Linked DNA regions of Homo sapiens: region 1 is linked to region 2. Evidence: chromatin loops called from intact Hi-C (ENCODE). Cell type or tissue: endothelial cell of umbilical vein. All regions are shown on one strand. Links, peaks and the distances in the headings refer to the core of each region. The heading gives the core; the rest is flanking DNA.

What was found. Peaks named below come from ENCODE experiments on the same cell type or tissue, not always from the same donor. Only the 100,000 strongest peaks of a DNase experiment are listed, where the experiment ranks them.
Region 1: it touches region 2 in a loop (5-fold over the local background); 7 of 110 quality-filtered maps call a loop at or near these places.

The regions. Positions count from the first base shown.
Region 1 is chr17:36,004,952-36,013,086 of GRCh38, reverse strand. It overlaps LOC107985068 (a long non-coding RNA gene), which reads right to left. Exons shown (of 2, transcript XR_001752854.2): 2 at 187-3,067. CCL23 (C-C motif chemokine ligand 23) reads left to right here. Exons shown (of 4, transcript NM_005064.6): 4 at 1-29. Among named protein-coding and RNA genes, the nearest start is that of CCL15-CCL14, 7.0 kb to the right of the region's middle. In endothelial cell of umbilical vein, for the core only: a CTCF peak has its summit at 3,566 (motif pointing right); no DNase peak of the experiment used is centred there.
Region 2 is chr17:36,068,197-36,080,509 of GRCh38, reverse strand. CCL18 (C-C motif chemokine ligand 18) reads right to left here. Exons shown (of 3, transcript NM_002988.4): 2 at 9,952-10,063; 3 at 8,478-9,559. The coding sequence ends at 9,469. CCL3-AS1 (CCL3 antisense RNA 1) reads right to left here and starts at 5,897. Exons shown (of 3, transcript NR_186417.1): 1 at 5,662-5,897; 2 at 3,708-3,800. In endothelial cell of umbilical vein, for the core only: a CTCF peak has its summit at 7,796 (motif pointing right); a DNase peak (open chromatin) is centred at 7,809.

The DNA of each region.
Region 1 (8,135 bases), core at 136-8,135, 63 kb after region 2:
CAATTCATCTAATAAACAGTTTCTCACTTTTTTTGTGTGATAGGGTCTCTGTCACCCAGGCTGGAGTGCACTGGTACATCTTGGCTCACTGCAGCCTAATCTCCTGGGCTCAAGTAACCCACCTACCTCAGCCCCACAAGTAGCTGTGAAACAGGGTGTTAGGACAGAGAAAAGAGACATACAAGGTGGGGAAGCTCGACAGCAACATAGGTTTATTGGACAGAGAAACCTGTGGAAGGGGAACACCAGCGAGTGCTGGAGCCCCCGTCCTGCGTACAGACTGGGGCAATTATAGGTCTGGACAGGGGAGGTGGGGCAGTGTGGCTAGCTGCCTGGCAGGATGTAATAAGGGAGCCATTTCCTGCAGTCAGGCAGTGTGGCCTGGGATCTGCTTGGCAAAATGCTTTTCATGGCCTGAGCCCCTATGGAAGTTTCCTCCCTGATCAGGGTGTACAAAATGGCAGGGGTTTACTTGATGGCGCCACTTGGGCTAACAGAGGAGAGTTCCCTGACTTCCTCACAGGACTTGTGACGGGGTGTGGCTCATTTGCAAGGCTGCTGCACGTTCAAATCCCCTGTGGGAGGGGGAACATGCAGACAGGCAGGTGCAGGAGCCAGGGCGAGCGCTTTTGGGCTCCATCCCCATGGTAGCATCTAGGGGTGTGTTACAATTAGTGCTCTTTAGCAGTTGCTTTTCGTGGATGGCTATTCCACTCAGTGGAGAGTCAGGGTGACAGCCTTTTATATTCTGCTCTCTTGGTATCCGTCTTTGTCTGGCATCTAGGAAGAATCAGGTCACATCAACCTGAAGGATAGTGAAGGTGGGGATTTTACTGAGTGATGGAGTTGGCTCTCAGAGGAATGGATGTGGAGCTGGAAAGGGGATGGAGTGGGAAGATGATCTTCCCCTGGAGTTCAGCCATCCCCGGCTTATCTGCTTTCCAACCGTCCTCAGCCGAACTCCTCCTGACATTCAGATGCTCCTTCTCTTCTCTCCTCTGCCATGCCATTTTGCTACTCTGCTGCTCTTCTGTTCCTCTGCTTGTAGAGCTTGGGGTTTATATGGGCACAGGATAGGGGTGTGGCAGGCCAGAGTGGTCTTGGAAAAGGCAACATTTGGGCATGAAAATGGGAATGCTTGCTCCCATTTAGGGCCATGGATTTCCAGGCTTCAGGGTGGGCCTTTGTTGGGGAACTGCCCTCTTCTACCCAGTATTTCCTTGCCTGTATCTGTATCATTTCCACCCTCTAAGAGGCCCATCTAATTGCCATTAGAATATGGACAATGACCTATCTTAGCTACTTCCTGCTGACAGAGGACATTGTTTTTGGGGAAAACAGAAGTCAGATTCCTCCCAGAGGTCTATCTAAGGATCCCTGGGGAAAGGGAGTCATCATCCAAGGCTCCGGTTGCCTGACCATTTGGATTTTCATGACCTCAAATTTGAGAGAAAAAAACAAGTTTTATAAGGTGTTAAGTATGCATGGGTTAAACGTGTATTATACAAAGAAATAATCTAGTGCCAAAGATTACAGAAATAGGAAATGTAACATACTCACAACATTGTACCCTGAGCTGTTTCACCCTGGTGAAAGAAATTAAGACTTGTATGGGTGTGGTTAAATTTTAGAAGAGAGATAACTGTTCTTGCCACCAAAGATTACCGAAATAGGAAGTGTAATATACTAACAACATTGTACCCTGAGCTGTTTCACCTTAGTGAAAGAAATTAAGACTTGCATGGGTGTGGTTAAATTTTAGAAGAGAGATAACTGTTCTTGCCACATCTGTAGGAGTTAACAGATGCACCTTAGGAATTCTGGGGTTTGTGGGTTTGCATGGTGACCCTTAAAGCTTCTGCCTCTTTCTTGTGTCTCCCTATCTGTACTGTAAAAGACCAAGGTGGCCTCTTTCAGGAGGTCTCCTAAAGTACTCCCCGACGCCAGGGCCCATTTCTGCAACTTCCCTCTGATATCAGGGGCTGCCTGAGTAATACATTTATCATTTAGGATTAGTTGTCCCATGATGGAATCGGGACACAGAGACCTATGCTTTACAAAGGTCCCTCTTAGCCTCCCCAAGAAGGCAGTGGGATTTTCATTAAATCCCTGGTCTCTCATGGATATCTTGATATAGTAGAGAGGCTTAGTTCTAATCCTACAAAAGCCCTCTATTATGCACACCTGAAACTCTCCTCTTGCATTCTCCCATCTTGTCATTGGGATCCCATTTAGGGACATTCATTGATACTCCTTCTCTTCCAGTTGGATAATATTCACCCCCTTTCCTGGGTGCTACGTATGATACAAACCTCATCCCCAGATCTCTCTGTCACTTGCAGAGTGGCCTGCTTCTCAGTGTTAGTCAGGGTTTGGTTCAAAGTAACATGACGTCTTCCTAGGAGAGCTCAAATACTTGGGTTAAGTTCTGAAAAGCCTCTATATATCTCTCAGGGTCATCTGAAAACTTGCCAAGATCCCCCTCAATTTGCTTCAAGTTCTGTAGAGAGAAGAGTACCTGGACCTTATGGGGTAAATTCACCAGGCATCTGTTGGAGGGGAAAGAATGAGACTGGGGCTTGTCTAGGGTGAGAATTTCTAGGAGGGGGCAAGTGAGAGACTGAAGCTGGATAGGGGGGATGGGGTGGACCTGGCGGAGCAGGGCTGGAGGGAGCTGGCTCCTCTGCTGGGGATGCCTCTGGGATTTGTTTTTTTGGTTCCCTGGGATTGCCCCTTGCAGCCTCTCCCGAGATGGCAAACCGGTCTGGATTAATTCTACATTGTCAGCTAAGGTCTGGATTGCCCTGCACGGTATAGAAAGCCTGCACATATGGGCCTCAGAGCATTTGCCCTCACGTTTACAGAAAAGCTCCAACTGCTGGATGATATCGAAATGAATGGTTTCTTCCTGAGGCCAAGCCAGTCCTTCATAATTTGCCCAAACCTTTGTGCAGAGGGCTATGAGCCATTTTCCTCCAGAGTCTGAGGGTCAAAGCAGTCCCAGTGGTTCAGGATACACTCTAGAGGAGTATAAGCTGGGGGTGGTGAAGACAGCTGATCGCCCATTCTGAAAGACAAGAAATAGAGGTGACCCTCATTTCCTTCCCTTCTTTTAGTGATAACTCAGGGTTTGATGGAGAGAAAGCAGGCATCCCCGTTTTCTGTCTTTTTGTCCCCATGTACCAGTGACCTTGGCAGATGCCACCCATGGGTGCTGAAGCGGCTTTTACTCATGTTAACAGGGGGGCCTGGGGGGGTGAGAGTATCCACTCTTACACATTATGCCCTATTTCCCTTGCTGCCAACAACCTTTGAGTTCCCTGGGCCTCATCTATGTCATGGAGCATGGCCTCCTTTCATGAAGCAAGGTTTTAGTCAGCAGGAATTGGCCCTTCCCATTTACATTGTGCCTGTTGCCAGGCTTTGGATCCCTCAGATCTGGTTTTCCTTTCTAGGGCCTCAACCTGAAGGCTGGAATTGAGTTTCAGACAAAAAAGGTATTTCAGGGGCTGCATGAATCTGTTTAGATCAAGTCTCAAAGGGGCCCTGCCGAATTTGCAGCTATTGGCCAGCAGGGGTCGCTCCTCTGTTATTTTCCCTATTAAAAGCAGCGTGCCGGGGAAAGGAACCCTCTCACTTAGAAAAGAAAAAGGAAACCGCTTATACTACTAAAAAAGAGGGAAGGAACTTCTTGCTCTGTGCAAATGGGTTCCTTTATTGTATTCCGCCCCTGGTTCAGACCAGTAAGGACCCCTCAACCATGGGAGGAGAGGCTCTGCTGGTGCAGTGAGTGGGAGGCACCGGCCAGCCAGCTGCACTAGGGCCCCAGCGGCAGCCAAGGTTTTCTCCCGCCCCTCGTGGCCACTGGGTGCAGCTCATGTGCAGAGCTGGGAGGAGAGGGGAGAAGGCGGGGAGGGGAAAAGGAGGGGAAGGGAGAAGGAGGGGAGTCACTCATGCACTGCGCACACCTGCGGCTGGGGATGGCACCTCTAAGAAGAAACAGAAACTACATTGTTGTGAATTGCACATCTGATGGCTGAACCAAGCATACCTTGTACTTAGTAACATCTCGGTAGTTGCAGCAAAGCCCTTAATACTATAAAAGAAGAGATAGGAGCCATTTCAAGCCATGAAAGAAGATACCACAGCAAAGTCTGGGGTTCTTGGCCTACAGAGTTCAGTCTTGGAGCCTTCCAGCAACAAAAGATGGCTTCTGTTGCCCCAGGACTTTATTCCATCCCGTGCAACAGCTAGACCTCCATGAAGAGAAACAGAGCCAATATTCCTTTTACCCAAAGGAAAAAGAGAGGTGGCAGAATCTTGGAAAAGAGGCAGATCCGACAGTTCTAAATCTGTACTCATCCTTGTGCTGTATCCCAGACGAGCCCCCAGATGAAATGGGAGAGTTCCCTGACCCCCTCACGGGACTTGCGACAGGGGTGTGGCTCATTTGCTCCACTGTCACACACTTTACCCCTTATAGGAGGGGGAACACACAGATGGGAAGGTGCAGGAGCTGGGGCAAGCACTTTTGGGCTCTGGCCCCATGGTAGCATCCAAAGGTGTGTTACAATTAATACTCTTTTAGCAGTTGCTATCTGCAGACGGCTACTTCGTCTCAGTGGAGAGTCAGGGTGACAGCCTTTTATACCCTGCCCTCTTGGTACCCAGGTCCTTGTCTGACATCCTGGAAGAATCAGGTCATCGTTCAAGAAGACTTGAACGATGGTGAATGTGGAGATTTTAATGAGTTATGGATGTGGCTCTTATGGGATGAATGGGGAGCTGGAGAATGGATGGAGTGGGAAGATGATCTTCCCTTGGAGTTCAGCCATCCCGCGGCTGATCTCCTCTTCAACTGTCCCCAGCCGAACTTCTCCTGACATTCAGACGCTCCTTCTCGTCTCTCCTTCTCTGCCACTGCCGTTCTGTTCCTCTGCTCATGGAGTTTGGGGTTTAAGAGGTAAAGAGGCAGAACTATTGGATCTGTCTCTTTTCCAAGATCCTGCCGCCTCTCTCTTTCCTTTGGGTAAAAGTAATATGGGCTCTCTTTCCCTTCATGGAGGCCTAGCTGTCATATGGACACAGGATAGGGGCGTGGCAGGCCAGAGTAGTCTTGGAAAAGGCAACATTTGGGTGCAAAAACAGGAATGCCTGTTCCAATTTAGGGGCGTGGGTTCCCAGGCTTGAGGGTGGGGCATTTGCCAGGGAACTGCCCTCTTCTACCCAGTGTTTCTCTGCCTCCCGTCCATATCAACTGGGACTACAGGTACATGCCACCATACTCCACTAATTCTTATTTGTTGAAGAGACAGGATCTGATTATGTTGCCCAGGCTGGTCTTGATCTCTTAGGCTCAAGCGATCCTCCTGCCTCAGCCTCCCAAAGTACTGGTATTACAGGTGTGAGCCACCATGCCCAGCCTTTACTTGAATTTTAAGAGGAAAAAGAAACTAAAGGAATTACTGAACTTTGGATAATCATTATCTTCAAAACAAGGGACATCATAATACAATTTTTACAAAACTAAAAATATTACTCATCCAATTTAGATTGAATATGCATCAAAGATGTATTTAACTCATTAGTGAGAGAACTATTAAAATAATTCAAAGATCATTTGAGTAACAGAGATTTGTATAGTTTACTGGGGATGACGTTCTGAAATAAGTTTGTTAAATTAGAGCACACATTAATATCCTGTGGATAGGGCAATAAAAAAACCTGTAACCTCTGGGATTATCTTTTTTAATAGACAGAAATCATTTGCATCTGGCTACACACAAGTTTAAAATTTAACATGTACTTTCTCAGAATCTAGGGCCTGATCAATGGTAAACAGAAATCAATCAAAAGTTCATTCCCCTACAGATTTAAGGAATGCCGGGTTGGGCCTGTTAGTCAACATTGTAATATGACCTTGAAAACCATGCAGTCATCCTTTTACCTGTTTTTTTTTTTTTTTTTTTTTTTGAGACAGAGTCTTGCTCTGTCACCCAGGCTGGAGTGCAGCGGTGCAGTCTCAGCTCACTACAACCTCCGCCTCCCGGGTTCAAGCAATTCTCCTGCCTCAGCCTCTCTAGTAGCTGGGATTACAGGCGCATGCCGCCATGCCCAGATAATTTTCGTATTTTTAGTAGAGACAGGGTTTCACCATGTTGGCCAGGCTGGTCTCAAACTCCTGACCTTGTGATCCGCCCGCCTCGGCCTCCCAAAGTGCTAGGATTACAGGTGGGAGCCACTGCGCCTGGACCCTTTTATCTATTTCTAAGTTTTTTATTAGATATAAATTTAGTTAGCAGAGGAAGTTATTCGAGTTACGGGTGGCAAATCTGTACAGGTCTGCAGCAACCTCAATTCTTCCCTCCTCAGGAAAAAGAATTCAAATGAGGGGCCTAAGTGAGAAGAGACTGAGGCAAGTGTTAGAGCAGGAGTGAAAGTTTATTAAGAAGCTGTACAGGCCGGGCGTGGTGGCTCATACCTGTAATCCCAGCACTTTGTGAGGCCTAGGTGGGAGAATCACTTGAAGTCAGGAGTTTGAGACCAGCCTGTTCAACATGGTGAAACACCATCTCTAATAAAAATTAGCTGGGTGTAGTGGCAGGTGCCTGTAACCCAAGCTACTCGGGAGGCTGAGACAGGAGAATTGCTTGAGCCCAGGAGGCAGAGGTTGCAGTGAGCTGAGACCACGCCACTACACTCCAGCCTGGGTGACAGAGTGAGACTCCATCTCAAAAAAAAGAGAGAGAGAGAGAAGATTTAGAGCAGGAATAAAAAGAAAGTAAAGTACGTTTGGAAGCAGGCCAAGCAGACATTTTGGAGGTCAGGTGTGGGGTTTGACCTTTTGAATCAGGGTTTTACATGTTGGCATACTTCTGGGGTCTTGGGTCCCTTCTCCCCTGATTCTTCCCTTGGGGTAGGAAGCACTAGCACAATGCCCTACTTGGGAGGGGAGCATATGCAGTGTGTTTACTGGAGCTGTACGCATGCTCACTTGAGGTGTTCTTCCCTTTACTGATGGAATGCCCCCAGAAGGTCCTAGATGAGTTAAACTCCACCATTTTGCCTCTTGACGCGCATGCATGAGCTCACTCGCCCAACTCCTGGGATCTTACCAGGAAGATGCTGATGACCATTTTCAGGTTTTTTCTATCTATAGGCACATTGCCTTTCCCTGGTGCTGGCTGCAACCAATTATTATTCTAGAGAGACAGTTAACAACCTCCTGACCATCACCTGATGGTCACCTGACATTCCTGGTTGGGAGGAGCCTCTCCTGCCCTGTTTATGTATGACTAGCTACCTACAGTAACAATTTCTAAGAGATTTCGCCTCTAAACTTAAAGAACATTAAGAAAAACATTTAAAGATATAGTTAATATTAATTTTATATACATCTCTATTAAAGTATATAAATTTATATGTATAATTAGTACACCTTGGAAAACTGTCTCATAAAATTCAAAAGACAGCACTGAATTCTAAACAATTCCAAACAACAAAACATTTTTTATTTAAAAAAAAGTTTAAGCTCTATGCTTACTTTTAGTGTGATTTGTCTAAGAAATCAACAGGAGAAAACTGATCAATAACCAAATAACTTTTATAACACTAAATCACAACTGTGTTAGAAAAATGCCCTGAGAAGGTGATAAAAGCTTGAAATTATTATAACCCTTAAGAAAGTAAACACAAATTCATATTACATCTTATATCCTCCCTACTAAAAGAGCTAATCTTGAAGTTTTAACTACAGTTTAGGAAACGGTGTTTTGGCTGGGTGTGGTGGCTCACATCTGTAATCCCAGTACTTTGGGAGGCTGAGGTGGGAGGATCACTTGAGCCCAGGAGTTGGAGGTTACAGTGAGCTATGATCAAGCCACTGCATCCCAGTCTGGGTGACAGAGCAAGACCTAGCTCAAGAAAAAAATTAAAAAACAAAAATAAAAACTGTCTTTTATCATTTGCCCAGATGACACAACATTGTCATTTACTTAATATTTAACCCATGATAACCTCATGTAGATTCTTATTTTCCAGCAATTTTTAATTGACCTTGTTAAATCAACTTTAGCCTAAAGCTGCCTTCTCACTTATTTTAAGTTCAGCCTAATCTGTACATAGTGAACTGTAAC
Region 2 (12,313 bases), core at 4,314-12,313:
CATGCATTTAAGTTTATTTTTCTCATGGGTCAAGCTCTCTTAAAAATTATTCATTGTCCTTCAAATTCTAACAATGTCTCCAAGGGCTAAGTATTATTAATATTCCCATTTGATAGAAGAGGAAATGTTGGCTCAGAGGGTTAAAACAACTTGTCCAAGGCCATGCAGCAAATAAATAGTGTAACTAATATGCAAACCTATGAGCATTCCAGAACCACCTGGGATGGTCGTTTAAAATGCTCACAAGAGAATTGGGTTTGGATGTGGGAATCTAGACTTTTACCAAACCCCTATGTGATATACATACAGACCAAAGACCAAAAACTACTGAATTTCTCAATAAAACTGGTTTTTGTTTTTTTGTTTGTTTGTTTGTTTGTGTTTTTGAGATGGAGTCTTACTTGGTCACCCAGGCTGGAGTGCAGTGGTGTGATGTCGGCTCACTGCAACCTCCACCTCCCAGGTTCCAGTGACCCTCCTGCCTCAGCCTCCCAAGTAGCTGGGATTACAGGTGCATGGCACTACACCCGGCTAATTTTTGTATTTTTAATAGAGACGGGTCTTCACCATGTTGGCCAGGCAGGTCTTGAACTCCTGACCGGAGAGATCCGCCTGCCTCAGGCTCCCAAAGTGCTGGGATTACAGGCATAAGCCACTGTGCCCGGCCTCAATAAGAATTTAACCACTCTTTTAAAAATAAGACACACATGGTAATAGACATCTTACCTGGGTATTATTTCCCTAGAATCCATGCTCCACAAAATCAGTGGTTAACATTAGAGAAAGGAAAGACAGTCAGCCAATATATACAACAAGACTTCTATTGTGAATGCAGAATTATTTGACGGATTGCCTAGATTGAGGTTAAGAAACTATGGTCCTCAGAACAAATCTAGCATGACCCTGTTTTGTAAATAAAGTTTGGTTGAAACACAGCCACTCCTGCCCTTTTACATATTATTTATTGCAGCTTTCCCAAGACAAAGGTGGAGTCACATTGTTCTAACAGAAATGATATAACCCACAAAGACACCAGTATTTACTATCTGGCCTTCTATAGAAAATGTGTGCTAACTTCTGGCCTGTTATGTTTTTAAGTATAAGAAAGTTAGACTGAGTCAGGATTCCTGCTGTAAAATGCAAGTGGGAGAAATTCAACATACTTGTGAGAAATGCAAGATATATTAACTTTTTGATAAGCCCTACTTACTTTGTGTGTTTAAAACAATCTATTTTTTAGTATCAAAAAGTGACATTTTGATAATCGGCATTTTTGAAGAGAAATTACACAGTCTGTAGAAAAATTTAAAATTTACATACTCTTCAATCTTATTTCTAGGAATCTATTTCAAGAAACACTATCTAAAGAAACAAAGGAGGGCCAGGTGCAGTGGTTCACTCCTATAATCCCTGCTCTTTGGGAGGCCAAGGCAGGTGGATAGCTTGAGGTCAGGAGTTGGAGACCAGACTGGCCAACACGGTGAAACCTCATCTCTACTAAAATACAAAAATTAGCCGGGCATGGTGGAAGGCGCCTGTAATCTCAGCTACTTGGGAGGCTGAGGCAGAAGAACTGCTTGAACCCAGGAGGCAGAGGTTTCAGTAAGCCGAGATGGCACCACCGCACTCCAGCCTGGGTGGCAGAGTGAGACTCTGTCTCAAAAAAAAAGACACAAAGTGTTGGCACATTGCTGTTGTTTGCAGCTCTGTTTGTAAAACAACCAATAGAAATAAATTCTTTAAAAGATGAATAGTTTAAACCATTGTGGTATAACCACATAATAAACACAAAATTACTGAAAAGAATGAAGTGGATATACATAGTGAAATGAAAGGTATCTAAGATATTAATGTAAAACTATGTATATAGAATATACATTCCATATGTGTATCTCTATACCAATATCTATATTACCACATATTTATTATATAACTGTACATATAATAATATTTTGCTTTGGTAAAAGCTATATATATTTACATAAACATAAGAAGGACATTTGATGTGTGTGATATATCCCAATCTATTAAATGTGATTTCCCTGGCAACCATAACTTTTAAGAAATGAGGATCTCCACTTTTCATTTTCCATTCTTTGTGCTTTGATTTTCATAAGTATGAGTATGTGATTTTTAACTCAAAAACCAAGATTTGAGAAGCTGGGGCCTTGCACTAAAAACTGGTTCTCTCTTAGTCCTCTTGAACCACTTGCTCTGGGTCCCTCATTGAGGGGACAAGCTTTGCAGATTTCAGTCTAGTTCAGAGAACTTCAGGAATGCTCGCTGCTGTTATGTTACCCATTCTATGAAGAGATCAAGGCAACAAACATGTCCTGTCTAGACCCAAAGAGTACATTTTGACTCTCTCTCTCTCTCTACACACACACACACACACACACACACACAAACACACCTGCATAAATAGCTTCTCTCATGCAACATTTTATATTCCCTTCCAATTTTGAGATATTCCTCCTCTAGCCCGTCATAGCAAACCAGCTAGGGCAAGTGTGGGGGCATTATCCGGAATCATGATAGTAGCCATCTCTGCCTTGATGAAGCCATAGAGTCTCATTCTTTCTTCCCCTAAGGCCTCTCAACATCTGATGACTGGCACCATTGGCCCATGAACTTTAAAATATTTCAAATAGATCTAGGATTTATTTCACATCTCAACAACATGAATATTGCATAAATCCTTCATATATTAGATGAATACTAAACTGACAGCCTATTATAATCGGGGGAAAGGAAAAGCAAAAGATTCTAATAGACTGCAAGTTCACATTGGCTAGGTCTCTTTCCTTGGTTAACCTCTTTTTTAAGAGTAAGTGGCAGACAAAGTAGGGTTCACTAAATAGTCCACATGTTCCCCTTCATGGCATTTGCATTGGGCTCTTGTGGCTAATTTTGGCCAATGAATTGTAAGATTAAGTGAAGCATGTCACTTCTGGACCAAGACAGTTAAAAGCAGTATGCCTTTTCTGTCTTCTTTCTCATTCCAGAATCTACAGCTACAGGATGGAAGCAGCCTGAATTCCTGAGTCACCACCTGGAGGAGAGCTGCTCTAGGATCAATACTGCTCAGAGTGTAGTTCATGGGTCAGCAGCATCAGGATCACCTGAAACCTCATTAGAAAGGCAGAATCTTGAGTCTTACCAAGACCTGTAGAATCAGAGTCTCAGGTGGAACCCAGGAATCTGTGTTTAGACAAGCCCACCAGTGGATTCTGATGCAACTAAATTGTGAGATCCAGTGATCTAGCCCACATCAGATTTTGTATGAGTGGAAAACTTTTACCTTGTTAGACCACTGGGAGTTTGTTTGTTATCTAGGTACAACCTATTCTATCCTTACTTATATATAGACTATAAACATAAAATGCTTAACTGTTCTCCAATCATCAGCTCCACCTTAACATCTTGGGGAGATCCTATCACGTTTTGGTCACATCCAGTTATTAAAATTCCTTCAGTTTAGAACCCTAATCTTAAATTTGACTTAACTAACATTTCTACTTCTTCCTTTCTCCTCGCCCTTCACCAGAGCAAAACAGGCTCTGGTAGTTGGAGTGTGATGAAGCTTTAGTTTGGTTCTGAGATACCCTCTCTCCTTCTCTTTTTAACTCCTCTGGCATGTTGGAAAGAGGGGTTGTCTGTGTGGGGTAATATAAAGAGAAAATTTTGCTGGTTGTGGTGGTTTGTACCTGTAATCCCAGTGCTTTGGGAGGCCAGGGCCAGAGGAACACTTGAGGCCAGGAGTTGGCGACCAGCCTGGGCAACACAGTGAGATCCTGTCTCTACAAAAAAAAAAAAAATTTAATTAGCAGGCATTGTAGTGTGCAGCTATAGTCCTAGCTACTCAGGAGGCTGAGGCAGGAGGATCGCTTGAGCCCAGAAGTTCTAGTCTGCAGTGAGCTGTGATCACACCACTGTACTCCAGCCTGGGTGACAGAGCAAGACCCTGTCTCTAAAAGAATTTTTTTTAATTTAAATGTTTAAAAGAGAGAGGGGAAAGAATTCTTTTAACTGCCTACAGATGTAGTCCCTGCCCCCACTGCTAGGTTATCCCTGCATCTTTTAAAAAAATATTGAAGTTATGGGCAATGCATGTATATTTCCCTCGGATAGATGGGCATTCCTGAGGGTCCTCTCTCTGCATAGTTTCTTAGGTGAGAGATCCCACCCTTGCCCAACATCTTTCACCTCTCTCTTCTGCTCACACCACTGGCAGCATACCCTGGGCCTTTGCTAGCCTGGAAGACACCATTGAGCATGTTACAAAAAAGCACCATGGAGCACACCTAGCCCTGTGTGAGTGCAAGACCTTACAGGTGATGGGCAGACTGGCTTTCAGCACCCTCTTGCCCACACATCCAGGGGCCTTTGTAGACAGCGGCCCTGAGACCACCCCATCAGCTACTGCTGTTAAGATCCTTGTAAGCTAAGCAGTGGATCTCCTATTGGTAGGATGAGCACTTTAAGACTCAAAGGGGTTACTATTAATAACTATGCTGGCACAACTGGCATAAACTGGGTCATTTCCCAGACAAAATGGGACATGTGATTCCCCCAACCTTTGCGGAGTGTCACTGGGAGGATGGCTCGAGCCCAGCTCCCTTCCACAGGATCACTCGGCCAATGGAAAGCTCATTCCATGTGGTGGGAGAGCAGCCTCCAGCAATCCTTTTCCCTGCTTTGGTTCCTATCTTCTGTTTTCTTCTCCCCTGCTCATTTTGGCTCAGGCAAATCATGAGGTTCACCATGTAAGCTGACATCCAACTGGAAAATGAGTTGCCTTGTTTGCAGGTACTTCCAGTTTGTACAAGTTACCCTCTGGAGACCCCTTCACTGGGCTTCAAGAGCAGTTAGAAGTAAAGACCTCTCCTTCACAAAGGTGGAACCCACTAGGCTGGCCACTTTCTTTCCTTTTCCTATGTCTACAATGCCCTGGAAGGATTGTCTGGCCCCAGTTGTTAGTGACTTAGTTTAGAATATAAAGTCTATAATGAAAACTTAGTCTCAGATTTGGGAACTAGCCATCATTTGTGGGGCAACAGGGTATATCCCGATCAAAATCTTTTTACAAAACCGGTAAAATAATTCAGGAAAGACCAGGCACAGTGGCTCACGCCTGTAATCCCAGCACTTTGGGAGGCCAAGGCGGGCAGATCACCTGAGATCAGGAGTTCGAGACCAGCCTGGCCAACATGGTGAAACCCCATCTCTACTAAAAATACAAAAATTAGCTGGGCGTGGTGGTGCGTGCCTGTAATCCCAGCTACTCAGGAGGCTGAGGCACAAGAATCACTTGAACCCAGGAGGCAGAGGTGGCAGTGAGCTGCGATCATGCCATTGCACTCCAGCCTGGGCGACAAGAACAAAAACTGTCTCAAAAAATAATAATAATAACAATAATAATTATTATTATACAGGAAAATACAGAATGGCAAAGGGGTATATTATTACTGCATTATTAATGTAAAAATTGAGTATAGTGTTGAATAAAGTGAGAAAATCCCTAAGACAACTGGCATATAACAGGAGAGTCTGAATTGAACCCCCAATTTGGGAAGAACATGCTTGATGTGATGTAATCACAGGCAGGGGATTGGTCATCTTCACATATAAAGACAGAATTAATATGAGAAAGTTACATACATTTGGTAGATACTAGTTGGGTTCCAAGGTCTTTCTCTCTTTCTTTCTCTTTTATCCTTACATGATTCTTCGGAAAAGCAACCCCTCTGGTAGTCTGTGTGGTTTTCAGCCCATCAACATTGCTTGTTATAGACATTGATCAGCTGAAACAAATCAGTAAATCCACTTCTCTGGCCACAAAGATGAATTAAGATACAGGTTGGCAAACTTGCTCTGTAAAGGACCAAATGGAAACTACTTCAGGTTTTGTGGGTCATACAGTGTCTTTCACAACTACTCAGCTCTGCTTTGTCGTATGAAAATATGATTCATTCCAGGTAAGGAGTCCTTGCTAGACTGTGGGCTGTAAACAATACAGAAACAAATAAACCCAACTGCATTCCAATAAAACTTTTTTATGGACACTAAAACTCCAATTTCATACAATTTTCATATTTCTCAAAATAATCTTCTTTTGGATGTTTTCAATGACTTAAAATGTAAAAACATCTTAGCTCGCAGGCCATACAAAAACAGGTAGTAGGTCAAATTGGGCCCAATGGCCATAGTTTGCTGGCCCCTGGGTTAAGAGATGGGCTCTTAATCCAAGCCAGCCAGACCAATAAAAGTGGAACTCAGGCTCTTGGCTCAAAATACGAGGATACAGACATTGTCTTCCCAATTTGCTCTGGAAGTTTCTGGAAGCTATTCTGCCAATAGAGTAACTAGGATGAATATAGTAACTTCTTTCTAGGATGAAGCTCTCAAATGCAGGGAGATCAGAAATTCAGAAAGACATGTATAGTCCATAGCGAAACAAGGACCACTGAATCAAGTTTTGCCTGAAACTAATTCTATTTCTTGAAGCTTCAGTTATGTGAACTAATAAGTTCCCTTTATCATTTAAGCCAGATTGAGTTATTTTTCTGACACTGTGACTTAAACCATCCCTAACTAACATAGACTGCAATGTTGTAAGTATGGGTCCCCAAACGTGGAACTGGCTGAAGGCAGTAGCTAAGGTCAAAGTCAGTGGGGATACCTCTAGTTACCAAAATTGCCGGTTACCCCCATGGCCTGTTATATATTCTAAGTCCATCTTCGAGCCAAAGTTTTATCAAAAACGAAAATTCAGGGTATTGGAGACTATTTCTTGCATCAGTCTTAGTAAGGCCCACTAAGAAAGAAATTAACTTACTTTGAAACTGATTCTTCTGATAGCAGAGAAGGGGAAAAAAAGTAGTTTTTTAAAGAAATGTACTTTCTGCTTGCTGCCTGAAAACCAAGCTAATTAAGAATCCTGTGATCTGGAGCTTGCAGGACTAGAAGAGCAGAATTTTCCAGTCCAAGCTAATGTTAATATAAGCAAAAATGAGGAGGTGAGAGATTAGGCAGGACAGGAAAGCAGGTCCCGAAGCAGCCAAATCCACCTCCTTCTCAGATCCCACATTGTAAATATTTATCTTGATGATAAAATGAATGTATTAGTCAGTTATCCAGAAAAACAGAAACAGTAGGCTATTTCTCTCTATAGATATAGATTGGATACCAATGTTGATATAGATATAAATACCGAGATATTTATTAGGGGAATTGGCTCCCACAATTACGGAAGCCAAGAAGTCCTGCCATCTGCAAGCTGGAGAACCAGGAAAGCCAGTGGTGTGATTTGGTCTGAAGGCCTGAGAACCAGGGCAGCCAAAGTTGTCAGTCCTGGTCCAAGTTCACAGACCTGAGAAGGGGTCAAGAAGGGTAGGTGATGGTACAAGTCCCTGTCTGAGTCTGAAGGCTCAAGAATCGGAAGCGTGGATGTCAGAGGGCAGGAGAAGATGGATGTCCCAGCTCAAACGCAGACAGCAAAGTCACCCTTCCTCAGCCTTTTTGTTCTATTTGGGACCTCAGTGAATTGGATGATGCCTGCCTGCATTGGTGAGGGCAGATCTTCTTTAGTCTTCTGATGCTAATCTCTTCTGGAACACCACACAGACACACTCAGAAATGATGTTTATCAGCTACCTGGGTATCCCTTAGCTTAGTCCAGTTGACGCGTAACATTAACCATCACAATGAACAGCTGTGCTCTTTGTGAAGGTGCAGCTGTATTCATCAGAGGCAGGGAGCTAAAGACGCTGACCTTCGCACTTGTTTCACCAGCAGGGGGCAATGTGGAGTCAATACAATGGGGGAGCCGGTGGGCGGCGGAAGGGATGACCACAGAGCTCCCAGTGCTGTGCTGGAAGAGACGTGTTAAAAACCCAGTTCTAGAAATAACTGTATCTGATAGATTTTCTGCTTATGATTAACCATCCAATGGAATGAACCAAAAATAACTAGATCAGATGCCTTCAAAAATTAGAACGGAGTTGCAGTGCCTCTGAAACCTTAATGCTGGTTAAAAACAGCCTGTGACCCCACACCAACAGTGGTTCTCAAACTTGGCTGTGCATTAACATCCCCTGGGGAGTTTTTAAATTACTGATGCCAGGCCCCCACATCAATCCAATTAAATTCATAACTTTGGAGGTGAGGACCTGGCATTAGAATTTTTAAAAGCTCTCCTAAGTGATTCTAATGTGAATTCAAGGTTGAGAAGCCGTGTTCCACACTTAAGCCAAAGCCCTGTTCTACACTTAAGCCAAAGCCCTGTTCTACACTTAAGCCAAAATCAACAGACATCTCCAACAGGAAACAGACACCTCTATAAGCAGTATTCCTTCTTCAGAGGGTTGCCAGATACAATTTAGGATACCCTGTTAAATTCGAGTTTCAGAAAAAGAACAAATCATTTTTGGTACAAGTAGGTCCCAAATATTGCATGGGATATACTTACACTAAAATAGTATCCATTCTGTATTTTTATTTGCTAACTCTGGCCACCCAGCCCCAAGCCTCATCTCGTATAGTCATGGAAAACATCCTCCCCAAAAGCAGAGTGGAGAACAAAGATAACATTACCAAGGCTTTCAGCAACTTCCAGGTAAGGAGTCCTTGCTAGACTATGGGCAGTATTTGCTAGACTTTTACTAATATAAGTACTTAGCCCAAAACCCAGCACTTGGTAAGACCTCAACAGATGTTAGCCATCATTCTGAGGAAAGCTTCATTTATGAAAATGAGCTTGTGTGCGTAAATATGCATTGCAGCGTCATCTTGATATTCATTTAAGTAGAAAATTTTTCTATCACATTTCAGTTACAATATGGTTTATAAACTAATGGTGTCTGTTTCAACTTTTCAGGAAAGTATCTCCAGGGAAATGTCTGGTATGACTGTAGAAGTACTTGGTCCCTATCTTGCTGTTTCTGCCCCTTTTCATATTTCCCTACTCCTCCCCCAGAATTCCTCTCAGTCTGTGATTCCGATTAGTGAAACAAAATCAACAGAGTCGTCACAGTGAGAATGCTGGTTTACCTTTTATATAATAAGTACTGCCAATATATTAAAAGGTGGTGCTGAGCAAAACCATTCAATAAAGATTTGTCATTTGATACATATGGCACAATGTCTGCTGAGAAAGCTAATCACACTGATTGATCCATGCATTGAATGTACGAAGAGTTGAAGGGAAAGGGGAAAGGATGATAAAGACAATGTCATGAGATGTCAGAGAAAATACTAATTTCATAATGCAGCTCAACAATAGAAATCAATTTCAAAATGAAATATGATGCATAAACTAAGATTAAAGTTAGTTAATGTGGCTGGGCATAGCAGATGGGACTCTTAGAAGAGGTAGCCTCCAGGGTGGCAGGGCCATTGCCCTGGCTCAGGCTCCTGTTCCCTCCTGGGCCCACCAAGTTCACTGGGCCCTCGCAGCTTCCAGGCCCCTCAGGCATTCAGCTTCAGGTCGCTGATGTATTTCTGGACCCACTTCTTATTGGGGTCAGCACAGATCTGCCGGCCTCTCTTGGTTAGGAGGCTGTGGAGAAGGGAGGAAGAGTTAAGAACTGACGAATTCATCAGGGGAATCCTGTGGCCCCTGCGTCCTTCTCTGTCCCAGGCATCTCAGGGCCTGTCCTCGTGCCCGTAAAATTTCCCCTTAACTTCGGGGTTCACAGGCCTTCCCCAAATGTCTCAGATGGGGTTCCTCAGGAAGCAAACTTCCTGTTGTCATGTCTGCTCTCTTCCCTCTGCCCAGGGGCAGGCCCTTCAGGACTCTGCAGGCCCCAGGCCAGGTCACAAAACACTGCAGGGGCCTCCCCTGGAGTCCTTTACCTTGATGGGCCTTAGAGAGCTGAGTACTCTGAGGGGACCTCACCCCAAACCTCCCATCCTCCCTCCCGAGGGGTGGGCAGGAGCACTGGCACTTACATGACACCTGGCTTGGGGCACTGGGGGCTGGTTTCAGAATAGTCAACTATGAACTTTTGTGGAATCTGCCAGGAGGTATAGACGAGGCAGCAGAGCTCTTTGTTGGTACCAACTGCAAGAGACAGGACAGAAAGATCCCAAGTCATTGTTCACAAGGCAAGCCAGCTGCTCCTGGTCCCTTTCCTTGAGAGTCAGGAAGAACTGGGAGATATCACCGCTTGGGGTGGGGATATAGGGACAAAGAGATCCAGAAGGAAGCTGGCATTTCTTCTTTTCCCTGACATTTTAATTTCTGCATCTTTCTCTTGGTGTTTCTCATTCTCTGGCTGTCTTGGTTCTGGGTCTCTATGTCTCTTTACTGGAAATTTAGTTTTCTGAGCAAACTATTTCCCATCCCATCTCTCCTTGGGGAGTTCCATCTGAATTCATAAGGACAGCCAAGGCCACACCACTGAGAACCAATTGGACCCAGATCCTACCTCTTGTCAAAATCCCCGTGGGCCTCCATTTTCTCATCCATAGAATGGGACTCACTCTCCCTCTGTCTCCCAGAGGTGGAGAACAGAGTTGCTGAAACCTCTTAGGAAGAAAAATCCTCCTCGGGAAATAGTCCCTGAAATCCCTCTGATGTTCTGTATTTGGAGGTCTTAGAGATAGACTCGGGCAGTGGGGTCCAAGCCATGGCCAGACAGTAGGGGCACAAGAGCAAAAGACAAATTCACACAAGGGACAGCGGGCCTGGGGGCAGAGGGCCTCAGTGAAGAAAAGGACAGCAAGGGCAACTGCAGGGGTCCCCAGGATGCTGGGCAGAGTGTGAGCTCCCATGGCTGCCGGGAAGAGCTGAACTCAGGACTTGTAGCCGCTGCCTCCTTCTGGGGTCTCAGCCATCTCTTCTCTTTACAGGCAGCCTTGGGGTATTAGAAGATATAAACTTGGGGAGACTGAGGAGGAATTTTGTTTCTTTTTTCATTTTTTAAACTTTTAAGTTCGGGGTACATGTGCAGACTTGTTACATAGGTAAACTCATGTCATGGGAGTTTGTTATACAGATTATTTCATCACCCAGATATTAAGCCTAGTACCCATTAGTTTTTCCTGATCCTCTCTGAAGGGGAAAATTTTTTAATCATGATACTGGTGTCATGCTGTGCATTGCACAAACCAGGAGAGCTTCAGCTCACCACAAAGATTCAGGCTATTTGCAAGAATGCTTCAGTTGATCCCTTGGTGGGGAAATGGTTTCCACAGTGAAAGGAGGTGAGATGCTGGTGTCACCCTGAGACTGGGTTAGCTGGTGCCTTCTCACAAGGGCAGGTCTTTAGATAAAGCCTTTCTCCCATTGAGCAGAACCTTCTGATAGCCTCCCCAGCTGTTCCAACAGCATAGATGTACCATGGACATCAGAGCCAGGCATGGTGGCTCATGCCTGTAATCCCAGCATTTGGAGAGGCCAAGGTGGGAGGATTGCTTGAAGCCAAGAGTGTGAGACCAACCTGAGCAACATAGTGAGACCCTGTCTCTATAAATTTTTTTTTTTTTAAAGTAGCTGGGCATGCCTGTAGTTTCAGCTTCTTTGGACGCTGAGGCAGGAGGATTGCTTCAGCCCGGAAAGTCAAGCCTACAGTGAGCTCTGATCATGCCACTGCACTCCAGCCTGGGCAACAGAGTAAGACTTTGTCTCAAATAAATAATTAGGTAAATAAATAAATTTAAACAGGTGGTCCTCCCTGAGTTTGTTTAACAGCTCAGTTGTGTCATCAAGAACTCAGGCTTCTTAAAACATCTCCCCTTCCCCCACCATTTTGTTGGCTTTTCTTATTTGAGCTTGTCACCTCGTGGTCCCAAAATGGCCGCTGCTTTCTCAGTCATCACATCCTCATAATGTCTCATCCACAAGCATACGAGGGAGTCTCATAGGAGTACAGGAAGAGCAATGTTACTAGTGTTTTTAGTTCAAATAGCTTTTTATATGATTTGTTATGTGAACTATAGATTACACCAAAAAGCAGTAAAGCTAATTTTGAAAACACATAAAATACAGAAAAGAATAAAAACTCATTTAGAATCTCAAAGCTGGGTAGGCAGCAGGCAAACGGAGGCAGGAATGTGAGAGTTTTTTTCTACATTCCCTATTGTGGCATATGTGCATTCTGATGCAAAACCTGAAAAAAAAATTTCATTGAAGGTAGGAAAAATTCTAGTACCCAAACCTAGCCACTTTTTTTTTTTAAAAAACAGTTTGGTATATTTCTTTCCAGTGCAGTTTTTTTCTAGGCTTATGATAGTACTGTTTGCTCATTTGCTTTTTTCCTTCTTCTTACTGTGTCTGGTGGGGGAAGACATTACTGTTGTCATGATACAG